Linked DNA regions of Homo sapiens: region 2 is linked to region 1. The links are chromatin contacts, found by Hi-C or POLR2A ChIA-PET in ENCODE. All regions are on one chromosome and are shown on one strand. The core of a region is the stretch at or near the end of the contact, and the rest is flanking DNA. Distances in the headings are between cores, read along the strand shown. Region 1 has its middle 69 kb from the start of CORO2B. Region 2 holds the start of CORO2B (coronin 2B).

Evidence for each region. A loop is a pair of places that touch in the nucleus more often than their neighbours do. ChIA-PET counts read pairs that join two places held with the same protein, here RNA polymerase II (POLR2A). Pooled maps may share reads with other maps.
Region 2: a pooled map of right lobe of liver shows a loop between it and region 1 (1.8-fold over the local background). The contact joins the promoter of CORO2B here to the enhancer-like site in region 1. A Hi-C loop is called at or near these places in 1 of 168 maps with a recorded cell type or tissue (endothelial cell of hepatic sinusoid) and 1 of 50 pooled maps. POLR2A ChIA-PET finds 5 or more read pairs at or near these places in 2 of 52 experiments (CD8-positive, alpha-beta T cell and K562).

What each region holds. Positions count from the first base shown.
Region 1 is chr15:68,506,748-68,512,979 of GRCh38, forward strand. No RefSeq gene overlaps it. Among named protein-coding and RNA genes, the nearest start is that of CORO2B, 69 kb to the right of the region's middle. RefSeq lists an enhancer at 525-1,095. Within about 2 kb of position 4,969, at least 5 of the 41 ENCODE cell types and tissues checked have a DNase peak (open chromatin) inside an H3K27ac peak, as active enhancers do.
Region 2 is chr15:68,574,182-68,580,649 of GRCh38, forward strand. It overlaps CORO2B (coronin 2B), which reads left to right and starts at 4,812. Exons shown (of 12, transcript NM_006091.5): 1 at 4,812-5,096. The coding sequence starts at 5,082. RefSeq lists an enhancer at 5,000-5,867.

The sequences.
Region 1 (6,232 bases), core at 3,719-6,218:
TGAAAATTGGTAGCTTACCTTTACAGGTGCAGTCACCCCCGCTCCACCCACCAGAAACAAATGCATGTCTGATTGTTCTCCTGCCCTATTTTGTCCATGTTATCTTATGTAAAAATGCAGATTCCCTGCATTTTTCCTCTGCCCCATTTGTCTATGTTATTGTCAGTCAAAAAAAAAATGTGGATTCACTGAGCCAGACAAAGGCATGAATGACTATTTTTCCCTACCTGCTCTTACATGAAAATTGTTGACTTCTCAATACCCTGCCCTTTCCCCTTTAAATTTGGAGCCCTCAAAATCATCTTCAGAGAAAGGCATAGACCTGTCTCCTGGGCACGTGTCCTTAACTTTGGCAAATAAACCTCCTAAAATGATTGAAACTTGTCTTGTCATTTTTTCTCAATTGACATCTGAATACATAAGAAAAGAATTTCTGGAGGCTGGAAGGTCCAAGAGCATGGCACAGGCATCTGGTGAGGGCCTTCCTGCTGCATCATAACATGGCAGAGGGCATCACATGGCAAGAGGTCAAGTGCCAGGGAGCCAGAGAGAGCTCACTTTGATAAGAAAGCCACTCCCAATAACAAACCCACTCCTGTGACAGCAACATTAATCCATTCACAAGGTACAGCTCCCATTAACCCATTAATTCATTCATGAGAGCAGAGGGATTAAATTTCCAACTTACGAACTTTTGGGGGACACGTACAAACCATAGCACCAGATACCTGGTTAGATGTTATTTGGGGGTGTGTCTGTAAGGGTGTTTCTGGAAGAGATTAGCATTTGAATTGTTGGGCTGAGTAAAGCAGATGGCCCTCCTCAATGTCTACATTGTTCAACCTGTTGAGGGCTTGAGTGGAACAAAAAGGTGGAGAGAGGTTGAATTATCTCTCTCTGCCTGCCTGTTCAAGCTGAGACTTGGAGCTGAGCCACTGGGCTGGAACCTACACCATTGGCCTTCCTGGTTTTCAGGCCTTCTGATTTGGACTGGAATTAACAGCACCAGCTTGCAAATAGCAGATTATGGGACTCTGCAGCCTTCGTAATGGTGTGAGCCATAATGGTGTGAGATATATAGATATATTGGTTGTTTCTCTAAAGAACCCTGACTACTACAGTGCCCCTAAAAAAGGTAAGAAGATAGAAGCTAAGAGGCCGGGCACGGTGGTTCATGCCTGTAATCCCAGCATTTTGGGAGCACGAGGCGGGCGGATCACGAGGTCAGGAGATCGAGACCATCCTGGCTAACATGGTAAAACCCCATCTCTACTAAAAATACAAAATAATTAGCCGGGCATGGTGGTGGGAGCCTGTAGTCCCAGCTGCTCCAGAGGCTGAGGCAGGAGAATGGCGTGAATCCGGGAGGTGGAGCTTGCAGTGAGCCGAGATCGCGCCACTGCACTACAGCCTGGGTGACAGAGCAAGACTACGTCTCAAAAAAAAAAAAAAAAAAAAAAGAGAAAAGAAAAGAAAATAGAAGCTAAGAGATCAGAGTTTAGTTCTACCCTTGACTTGGGACCAAGTTCTAACAAGTTATCTCACTTTCTGGCCCTCAGGGCTCCCTGTGTATAACTCCTTCCCTTCCACCTCCCAAGATTGCTGAGAAAATGAGTTGATGAGATTATGACTGACTGTGTCAGTCATTGCTGCACCAACTATTTTCAGGAGTTTGCACTTCTTTGGTTAGGGGTTCCCCCATGATACTGGTATTTGTACAAAATTCAGATCAGGCTGCCCCCTCAATACATCCCACCAAGCAGTTTGAAAGGAGTGATGCTTCCAGATCAAGAGGAATAACCAATTGCTACCTAGAGTTATCTTCGTTGACATTTACAGTGATGAAAGATGTCCAAATCCCCTCATGTGAACCCTTTTAGAAAGTTGGTGTGGGGCCAGCCAGGCTGCCTTCTCCCTTCTAAATTTCCCTTTCACTCCCCACAGGTGACATCAGTGAGAGTAACTCATGATTTCTAAACGAGAACCAGGTAAAAGTGATTTGTTTTTCCTTATTTTTCTCTCCCACCTCCTTGTGCCAACCCCACCTCTGAAGCTGGTGAGGAGTCTCTCCAATGAGCAGGTCAGATAACTGTTCAGGGGTGCTGGCGAACAGCATTTCCCCTTTGCGCTGAATAGTGAGCTCGTGCACTGGGATAACAGAAGCTGCACAGGGCTCCCGTGCACAGCTGCCTGGCAGGGCCTGCAGCATTGGCAGCAGCCTCCAAGTGAGTTTGCAGGCGGGTCGGCTTGGGAATGACCACGCGGCGTTTGCCTTTGTATCCTCTGCTCCTAGCTGGCTGCCAGTCAAGACTGGTTTGAAGTCAAAGGAGTTGGGCTCTGTGACCACTACTGTCCATCTCTTGCAAACCAAGGCCCTGTAGTTTTAAGTGGCTGTGATCTGACAGATTTGCCGGGTCTGGGCCATGAGATCCAGGCAGGTCACTAAAGCAAAAAGAAGCAGGTAGAGTAGGTACAGAGAACCATTCCCTCATTGTGTCATCATGGATTTGTTCAAAAATAATTTGTATATGCTATGTGCCAGGCCCTCGGGAGGTAATTGTGAGTGTGACTATTGCACCCCTGCTCTCACAAAGCTTACATTCTGGAGGGGGAGGTCAGCAGGTGGACCAGCAATTGCAGTAGTGTGTGACAAGTGCTGCTGTCTATGGGAGCCCATGGAAAGGGGCACTGTTATGGATCGAATTGTGCCCTCCCTTGCAAAATATGTTGAAGTCCTAACCCTTGGAACCTGTGAATGTGACCTTATTTGGAAATAGGGTCTTTGCAGAAATAATCAAATTAAGATGAGGTCCTTAGGGTGGATCCTAATCCAGTATGATGGGTTCCCTTAAACAAGAGGAGAAGAGACAGACACAGAGACACTCAGGGAGAATGTCATGTGATGAGAGAGGCAGGGATTGGAGCAACGCGCCTGCCAACCAAGGAACAGCAAGAATTGGCAGCAACGCCAGAAGCTAAGAGAAAGGAGTGGGGCAGATTCTTCTCGAAAGGCTTCAGAGAGAGCATGACCCTGCAAACACCTTGCTGTCAGACTTCTGGCCTCCGTAACTGTGACGGAATACGTTTCTGTTCTTTAAAGCCACCCAGTTTACGGTACTTTGTTACAGCAGCCCTGGAAAATTAATAACAGGCACTAAACCCAGAGTGGTCCATCAGGGAAGGCTTCTTGGAAGAAGTGACGTCTAAGGTGAGATCATAAGGGTGGTGGGCGCGGCGTGGTGGCTCATGCCTGTAATCCCAGCACTTTGGGAGGCCAAGGCAGGCAGATCACCTGAGGTCAGGAGTTTGAGACCAGCCTGACCAACATAGTGAAACGCTGTCTCTACTAAAAATACAAAAATTAACCAGGTGTGGTGGTGCATGCCTATAATCCCAGCTACTCGGGAGGCTGAGGCACGAGAATCACTTGAACCTGGGAGGCAGAGGTTGCAGTGAGCTGAGATCACACCACTGTACTGTAGCCTGGGCAACAGAGTGAGACTGTCTCAAAAAAAAAAAAAAAATTAAAAAGAAAAAAGACCAGCCTGGCCAACATGGTGAAACCTTGTCTCTACTAAAAATATAAAAATTAGCCAGGCATGATGGCAGGTGCCTGTAATTCCAGCTACTCAGAAGGCTAAGGCAGGAAAATCTCTTGAATCTGGGAGGTGGTGGTTGCAATGAGCCAAGATCACGCCACTGCACTCCAGCCTGGGTGACAGAGTGAGACTCCGTCACAAAAAATAAATAAATAAAATATTTTAAAAAGAGGGTGGTGTTCTAATCTGGGTCCTTTTGTTCACAGGAACGGTTCTTCAAATTAACTCAAACAAAAGGGTCGGTGATGAGGGTGGGGATTTAAAAGGATACAGGGCATCTCATGGAACCCAGGGCAGGAAGAGCAGCTGAATCTCATAGCATCCAAGGCCTGGGCTTAGGAATTCTGAGCCCGGCTGTGATTTCCACTGGTCAGGGGCTGTGTGAACTCCCTCACCCCTGCTTCTCTCTTTCTCTTCACTTCCTGTTTTTCTCTGTGATCAGATCCACTTTTTTCTCCCTCCCTCCCAGCTGGCTTCTTCCACTTACTTTGTAGGTCTCAGTGTACATGTCACCCCTGCAGAAGGCCTTTCATAGCCACACAAGGTAAGTGGCCCCTCATTCCTCCTTCCCATCACCTATTTACTTATAATACTTAGCACAAGTCACAGGATTGTGTTGATTTATTCGTAGTTTTGATTTTTATCTTTCTCATGAAATTAGAATTGTGCTCCACTAAGGATTCAGACTTCATCCCAAGAGTAGGGAGTGAAGTGATCTGAACTGTGTTTTCTAAAGATCCCGGGGCTGCAGGTGGAGAATGCGTCGGTGCTAGAGCAAGACCTGGTACAAGGCCTGGCCCTGAGTCAATGCTCACAGATGATGGTGGAGGGTGTGGAGTCAGGAGGCCCACAAGGAGGGCAGTCAGGAGGTGAGGGAGGCCTGGCCGTGGCAACAGCAGGGAAGATGGAGGCAAGCAGGTGACTCCTGAGACACCAGGGAGAAGAATGGAGGAGACCTGGTGCCTGATTAGATGTGGGGAAGAGGGAGAGGGAATAAAACAAAAGGGACTCCTGGGGTTCAGATACAGCAACAAGGCGGCCGGAAGAGGAGATAATGGCTGCACTCTGGGGCGTGGGAAGTTTGAGACGCCCGAGGGGCAGCCAAATGGGATGTGGGTGAACAGCTGGAACATCTGGAGTTGGCCTGGAGTTCTAGAGGGAGGGCCTATCTGGAGATACTGATTTGGAAATCTTTTGCCTGGAAAGAGTAATGGAGTCATGGAGATAGCTCCTGGGGAGCTTCTCTGTAGAGGGAAATGCAAGAATGATCTTGGACAGAAGCCTGAGGAACATAAGATTGTACAGAATGAGCAGAGGAAGAGGAGGCTGGGAGCTGCAGCTAGAAGGGGAGGGGAAACCACAGGGGACATTCATGGAAGCCCAGCAAGGAGTGCCAGGCGAGGTGGAAATGGCCAGCGGTGTCAAATGCTGCCTTGGGGCCAAGGAAGATGAGAGAAGAAATATGTCCCTGGAATGTATTGGCAAGGAGGTCGTTGGTAATCTTGGCAAAAACCATTTCATTATGAGAGCAGGGGGCATAAGTCACATTGTGGTGGAGAGTGTGGGAGTGAGCTCTGTGTGTGCAGACAGCTCTCCCAGAAACTGGGCTGGAGAGGGAAGGAGAGAGAATTCAGAGATGAGAAGAATGAGGAATGGAGGGAGGCTGGTGTGTTTGTCTTTGAGATAGAATGACGTGAATATGTTGCAGCCCCAACAGGATAGAGAGGAGAGGTTGAAAACAGGAGAGAGGGAGAAACAAAGGTGCCAGCCCTTAAGGAGAAGAGAGGGCTGGGAGGCCACACCCGCAGAGAAAAGGAGCCCACGGAAGAGGAAGGGAAAGAGGAGAGGTGGAGGCGGCAGCTCCTCTGAGAGCCGTCCATGCCCAGCAGTGGGGACAGAGCTGTGAGCAAATGATCCCTCCAAAGCAGCCCAGGGACAGCAAGAGCCTTGGGAGCACAGAGACCTTGAGAGAGGCTCGATCCCAGCAGCCCCAGCCCTGCCAAATGCCAACACATCCTTCAGAGATCTGCTCAAACTTCACAGCCTCAGGAAAGCCACGCTGTGCCTTCCAAGAGGGACACGGCTCCAATAACATACACTGTCCCAGCACACCTGCCCTCCCGACAGAGCACTGTTCTATTAACCCTGAACTACAGAGAATGAAGGAAATTACTCTCTTGGATGCCTGGGATCCCATCATTATCTATCCATGCAAGGTCCTTGTGGTAGGCAGAATAATGGCCCCCCAAATGTCTCCATGTCCAGGAACCTAGGAATGTATTAATTCATACAGCAAAACAGACTTTGCTGATGTGATTAAGTGAAGGATGGGAGATGATACTGGATTATCTGGGCGGGCCCAAGGTCATCATAAGGGTTCTTATAACGGGGAGGCCCGAGGCAGAGTCAGAGGGAGAGATGTGACAAAGCAGTACTGCTGGCTAGAGAGGGGAGGAAAGTGGTCATCTGCCAAGAAATACAGGCAGTCTCTACAAGGAAAGGCAAAGACAAGGAAGCCAGTTTTTTCTCAGAGTCTCCAGAAGGAATCAGCCCTGCTGACAGCTGACCTTAGCCCAGTGAAACTGATTTTGCATTTCTGACCTCCAGCACTTGTCAGGTAATAAATTTGTGTT
Region 2 (6,468 bases), core at 3,562-6,061, 67 kb after region 1:
AAAATGCTGAGCTAGGGCAGTCGCTGTGCTGACAGAGAGGTGGGAGGGAACTTGAGAGCTGCAGGAGCTTGGAAGCCTGATGAGCTGAGGGGGCCAGCATGTGGGCATGCCGCCTGGGGTGGCATAAGCGAGGCAGGCAGCAAGGGGTGGAGGAGCATCTCCCTCTTAGGGGCTCTACAGCTTTGGGAATCTCCCTGTGGCCTCTGCCACAATGCAGCACCCACTCACCCATGGTCTGGGATGGGTGCCCACAGCTGCAGGTAATCCTAAAAGACTGCAAGCCCAAGCCCTCCTCACTCTGTAGAGTAGCACTCGGTACAGGGCCTGGGCAGATGCTGGGCAAAGAAGCACATTAGGCAGGGCAGAGCCTCACACCGAGAGGTCCTCATTCCTTGCTATAGGGACCTGGACTTGAATCAGGAGGTTATTAAGGTTGAAGATAAAGGTGCCCATCACAGCCTTATTGATCAGCGAGGCAGTTATCCAGCATCTCCCAAGTGTCAGCCTTGTGATTTTAAAAAAGAGAAACAACATAATTAGAGCCCATAAAGAGACAGAAGCAAATATATTTCATTATGATTATAATACAGGGTGAATCAGGCGACCATGGATACAGCGCCAGGAGAGCTACATGCAGAGCTGACACTTGAGCTGGGCTTTGAAAGATGAATAGGAGTTCGCCATGCTGAGAAAGAGGGCTAGGGCCCCAGAGGCCCAGGAAAGAGCATGGCCTAAAGCATTGAGGCATGAAAGTGTCTAGAAGAGACCAGAACTAATACTGCAACGTCTTATTTACCCCACAATGTGTACCGTATCCCCTCAGGCTACCCCACCTCTGAGCTCACCTGCAGCTTAGAGCATCTGAAAGAGCCCAGACTTGAGCTGACAGCATCCCACCTCCATAAGAACCAGGGACTTTTTACTTTCTGCCCCAGGACATTCTCTGAAGCTGAGAGGCCTGCTCTGCCCTCCCAAAAGCATAGCCCTGAAGTGCAAGAAGGTAATGCCCTCGGGTCAGCCCTCAAACAATGGGGAAGAGGAGGGTGGATAAACACCCGCTAGGCTGACAGGCAATTCTGTATCTGATCCACGGGTCTCTGGGGAACTGAGCCTCACTCCTCTGGATGCCTCCTGCAGTGACCCTGAGAATACACCTTTTTCTTTTTTTTTTTTTTCCTCTGAGACTTCGTCTGTCACTCAGGCTGGAGTGCAGTGGCGCGATCTCAGCTCACTGCAACCTCCGCCTCCCAAGTTCAAGCAATTCTGCCTCAGCCTCCTGAGTAGCTGGGATTACAGGTGCCCACCACCGCGTCTGGCTAATTTTGGTATGTTTAGTAGAAATGGGGGTTTCACCCTCTTGGCCAGGCTGGTCTCGAACTCCTGACCTTGTGATCTGCCCCCGCCTCGGCCTCCCAAAGTGCTGGGATTACAGGTGTGAGCCAACGCGCCCAGTGAGAATACACCTTTATACTGGTGTATTCACCTTTGCTCCTTCTCAACCGCACTACTCCCCACCTCCACTGCCCCAATCTTCCACTCCTGTGATCACCTTCCAATTAAATCACCTGCATCCAACACCTCTCTCAGGCTTTGCTTTGGAGGAAACCCAAACTAAGATGGGCTATGTTACTGGAGACCCAGGATGAGTAGTGTTGTGGTGTTAACAATCGCACATATAAAATGCATGTATTGGCTGGGTGTGGTGGCTCACACCTGTAATCCCAACACTTTGGGAGGCCGAGGCGGGCAGGTCACAAGGTCAGGAGTTCGAGACCAGCCTGGCCAACATAGTGAAACCCCATCTCTACTAAAAATACAAAAATTAGTCAGGTGGGGTGGCGGGCACCTGTAGTCCCAGCTACTCAGGAGGTGGAGGTGGGAGAATCGCTTGAACCCGAGAGGCAGAAGTTGCAGTGAGCCAAGACCACGCCATTGCACTTCAGCCTGGGTGACAGAGTGAGACTACGTCGCAAAAAAAAAAAAAAAAAAAAAAAAGAAAGAAAGAAAGAAAATGCATGTATTTCTCAGTATCTCCTACATGCAGAGGCCGTGACTGGGCACAAGGGGATGTGGCATTGTCTGAGTTTGCCCTTGCTTTTCTAGACCTCCCTTCTGCCTGGGGAGATGTGACAGAAGAGGTGAGCCAGCAGCACAGGAGGGATCAGAAACATTTTCCTTCTGCCTTTGGAGAACATCACATGGGTTGGGGGCAGCAGATTGATGTTCCTAATTACATTTGGCTCAAGCTGCTATTAAGTACTTGTCTCATTCTCAGAGCCCACAACAACGGCGGATGGCGGGAAAGGTGCCAAGAGGCATGCTGGGAGCTCAGGATGACAATCTGGGATTTGAAATCTCTGTAAGATATAAAAGTGGACAGACAAGTCACAGCCATGGGTGCAGGGTGACTGGTGTCCTTGAGTTGCCCTTTAAAGGTTTCCGATGGGGTCCTAGGGCTGGAAGGGCCCTGGAAAGGTCTTGAGCTCCATCCTTCTGGCTAGAGGCTGACCTGCCCAAGACAGCTGAGACAGGGAATCTGACTCTTCCAATGCTGGACAGCTCGCTGGTGGGAAATGCTTTCATGGGCCTAATTTAAATTTCCTCTGCTGCAGGTTAAAGGTATATTTTGCTTGATTTGTTCTTGGTGGCATTAAATATTTGCTAAGCTCCTACTATGTGCCCAGGGGTACACAGTGAGAGAAGGCATGCCTCTGTGCTCAGAGGCTCATGAAAATGAGACCAGACCCTCAGAACTAAATGCAACAGGGAGAGCCATTGGGCTGGAGTTGTCAGGAGAGGTGGCAAGGAGGTGGTGCCGTGAGAGGTGGGATGCGTTTGAGTTAGTGCAGAAGAATAAGAGAGCATTCCTGGCAGGCAAGCAACGTGGGAAGATGCCTTAGGAAGGGTTTTGCACAGAGGAGACGCCTGAGGTCTGCAGCACATCTGCTACCCAAGAGATTTAGTAAGTCCCTGGAACTCCCCTGGGGAACGAATAGCTGCCTACCTATGTCCTAAGACACCTGTGAAACTCAAATAAGGCAGCAAGTAGGAATGGACCCTGCAGTTCACGGATTCAAAGCACAATGCTGAGCTTGATTTAAGAAGACTTTCATTCAAGTCCTCGCTCTGTCACTGTGTGCTCTTGGGCAATTCCCTTCCCTTCTCTAAATCCGTTTACTCATCAGCAAAATGGGGACGGTAATTCTTTCCTCACACTGTTGCATTTAGGACTCCCAAGAAAATGTGGTTAAAAATGGCAGGGCCGGGGGCGGTTGCTCATGTCTGTAATCCCAGCACTTTGGGAGGCCGAGGCGGGTGGATCACGAGGTCAGGAGTTCGAGACCAGCCTGGCCAATACGGTGAAACCCCGTCTCTAATAAAAATAAAAAATTAGCCGGGCGTGGTAGCGCGTTCCTGTAGTCCCAGATCCTCGGGGGGCTGAGGCAGAAGAATCGCTTGAATCCAGGAGGCGGAGGTTGCAGTGAGCCGAGATCGCGCCACTGCACTCCAGCCTGGGCGACAGAGTGAGACTACTCCGGTCTCAAAAAAAAAAAAAAAAAAAAAATTGCACAATGACCCACAAAGCACTTCCTGGAGGCTGGTTACTCTATTATTATTGCTCCAATCTAGACACTGGTCTCCCGGAAGGCAGGCATCCCATCTCCTCTCTGTTCCCCCAGCACTTTCCACAGAGCAGGTGCTCATATATGACGTTGCCTTCGCTGTCCAGGTGAATTGCACCGGTAATTACCGTGGAGCAGGAAGCCAGCACTTCCGGGCTTGCCAGGCTGTCCTGCTTGGAGAACCCCTCTGCTTCCACCTCTGCTAACTCCTCCCCTCCACCCTCTCCGCGGTTCTGTATCTGCGGAAACCGGTTCTGCTCAGGTGCTTGGGAGGGAGACTCCTTTCTCAAGACTTGCGAGGTCACCTTCAGGTGACTGTCCCTCAAATCTCCGCAGCAGCTCCAGGACACACTGTGCCCCGAGTCAGGATTGGATCAACACACAGGACGCACCTGTGTTATCACTCCACCAGTAGAGCGGCACTCAGTGGTAGTGTAGACAGTCCTAGGGCAGGGCAGCTTCTATAACAAGAGGTTCCTTAGGGAGCTAGCGGCCGAGTGGAAAGAGCGGGAGGAACGGCTCGGGCAGGCAGGTCCTGTGCTGTGGTCTAAGTCACTTCCCACGTCCGTCCCACTCTGATCGTCAGTTTCCTCCTCTGCAAAACTCACTAAGGCGGCCTTCGGGCAAGTCATCGCGGCGGGAATTAGATTCGAAAGAGTGCTTACACAAATCCGTCTGGCCACCCTGTGCCCCGGGCCAGCGCGAGGTGGGGGTGCGGGCAGGGCTCCCGGGCTTGCGGCTGCCACGCCCCTCCCAGCCCGCCGCGCCACACTCACGGCCCACGGGCCGACTTTGCGAGCCTCCAGGGGGCGAACCCGACCGCCTTCTTTGCCCGCGCAGCGCCTCGGCCGTCCAGCCTGTGACTTCACCAGCGTCCCCGGGCCAGCGGGACACCCGAGAGCCCGGGGCGCCGCCCGTTCTCCCAGCCGGCAGGTGCCGGGAGCCAGCCTCGCCCAGCCGCGTGGCGTCCGCAGGCCCGAAGGGGTTAAGGCCGCGGACCCGGGCGCCCGTCCGGACTCCGGGAGCAGCGGTGCCCGGCGGCCGGCGATCGAGCGGGAGGCTCGGGGCACGGCCGCTGGCGGGCTGCGCTTCCTCCTCCTCCTCCCTCCGCCTCCTCCTTTGTAGCGAGTTCCCGGCCCCTCTTCCTCCCCCCGCCCCCCAGCCCGGGCCCTCTCCCTCTCTCCCTTTCTTCCTGCCTCGCCTTCCTGCGGCGAAGGAGGCTCATCTATTATAAATGCACATTCGGGGCTGACATCAGCGACGAGCGGCGGGCGAGCGCCGACGAGCGGTCCCTGCGCGCTGCCCGCCCGGAGCGCAGCCCCCAGGCTCGGCCGAGCCGCCGGCGGGGCGCGGGGAGCGAGCCGGGAGCTGCCGGACCCCCTTCCGCCGCCGCCCCGGGCCGCCGCCGCCGCCCCCGCACGCCGCGCCCGCGCCCCCGCTCCGCCGCGGAGTTTCTGCATGACTGTCACAAAGGTAAGCGCCGCTCGCCCGCCGCGCCCGGGACCCGCCGGCGCCTGCATCCCCCGGGCTAGGCTGCGGGGGGCGCGGGGGTGTGGGTGTGGGGAGGGGGCGCCGGTGCCGGGAAGGTGCGGCGCGCGCCTCTCTTGCTGCCGGATCCGCTCGAGTCACTCCGGCCCCCAAGGACTGCGGAGGCCAGGGGGAGGATGCCGCTCTGGCAGCCCCGGCGGTTTGGCCAACATCCCTCCGCGCCCGGCCCAACCCCGGGACTGCATTTTTAACCCTTGTTTGGGATGCTGCATTTTTAACCCCTGGAGAGCTGGGCTGGGCGGCTAGCGGTGTCCCTCCAGGGAGTGCGCGGCGGGAAGCGTCGCTGGCAGGGGCTGGTGCTGAGCAGTGGGTGTGGGGATGGGCCTGCCGCCCCGAGGAGGCCAGCGGAGGGGAAACCCCACCCCACCTGCCAGCCTCTGCCGCCCATGCCGGGAGCGCTGGCTCCACTCCAAAGCCACTCTGTGCAGAAGGCGCTGCCCAGTCCCGGGAGCCGCTACCAGAGACAGGGCAGGTCCAGGTGGTTGGCTTGAAGATGTGGGGAGGGAATGTGACAGGGGAAGCAAAGGTGGGCATCTTGGCAGCCCCCATATTGGAGGATGATTGTTGGGCCTTGTCATAGGGGCCCACGTTTATTGGAGAGACTTCAGGGGCTTCCTAGTTGTAGGGAGGAAAGAGTTAAGAGGAAAGATGATGGGGCAGTGGAAAGTGCCAGGGTCAAGGGACCAGGGAGACCTGAGTTCAATCCCAGCTCTATCCCAGATCCCCTGGATGACCTTGGTCGGGGAGGGGTCCACTTTGGGCCTCAGTTTCTTCTTGTGTGCTGTGAGGGTGATAATATGGGTCCTGGGTTGTGACAGGCTGTTAAAGAACCAATAACATCAAGGGTGTGAACCCACACTCTTCAGAGAGATCTGTCTGGGTACTGAGCTCACAGTCTGGCGGTGGCCTCGGGCTTGGCCGTCCATTCAAGGGCCAGACTCCACCCTTTCCAGCTGCCCAGCTGGGTCCCAGAATTGGGGAGCTGGAGGCCAAAGTGGGACCGGCAGCCCAGAGTGGGGTCAGATGGAGGGTCAGAGCAGTGGGGCCAGATGGAGGGTTGGGGTGCAAGTGATGGAGGTGGGGTGGTTTTGGCTCCTTCTGGTAAGCCAGGGCCTACCCTTGCCCTCCTGAGGTCTGCCCCAAGACTGAATGTTTGTGCGGATTCTTGGGCCCAACTCCAAACTTTGCCATTGGCCCTGGTTCTGGGACTTGGGAGCATTGTGAGAAGATGAACTTGAGGGTGCAGGGGCTTCCTCAGCTCTGGCTACTTCTGGCAGGGCTGTTGTGGCCCACCTGG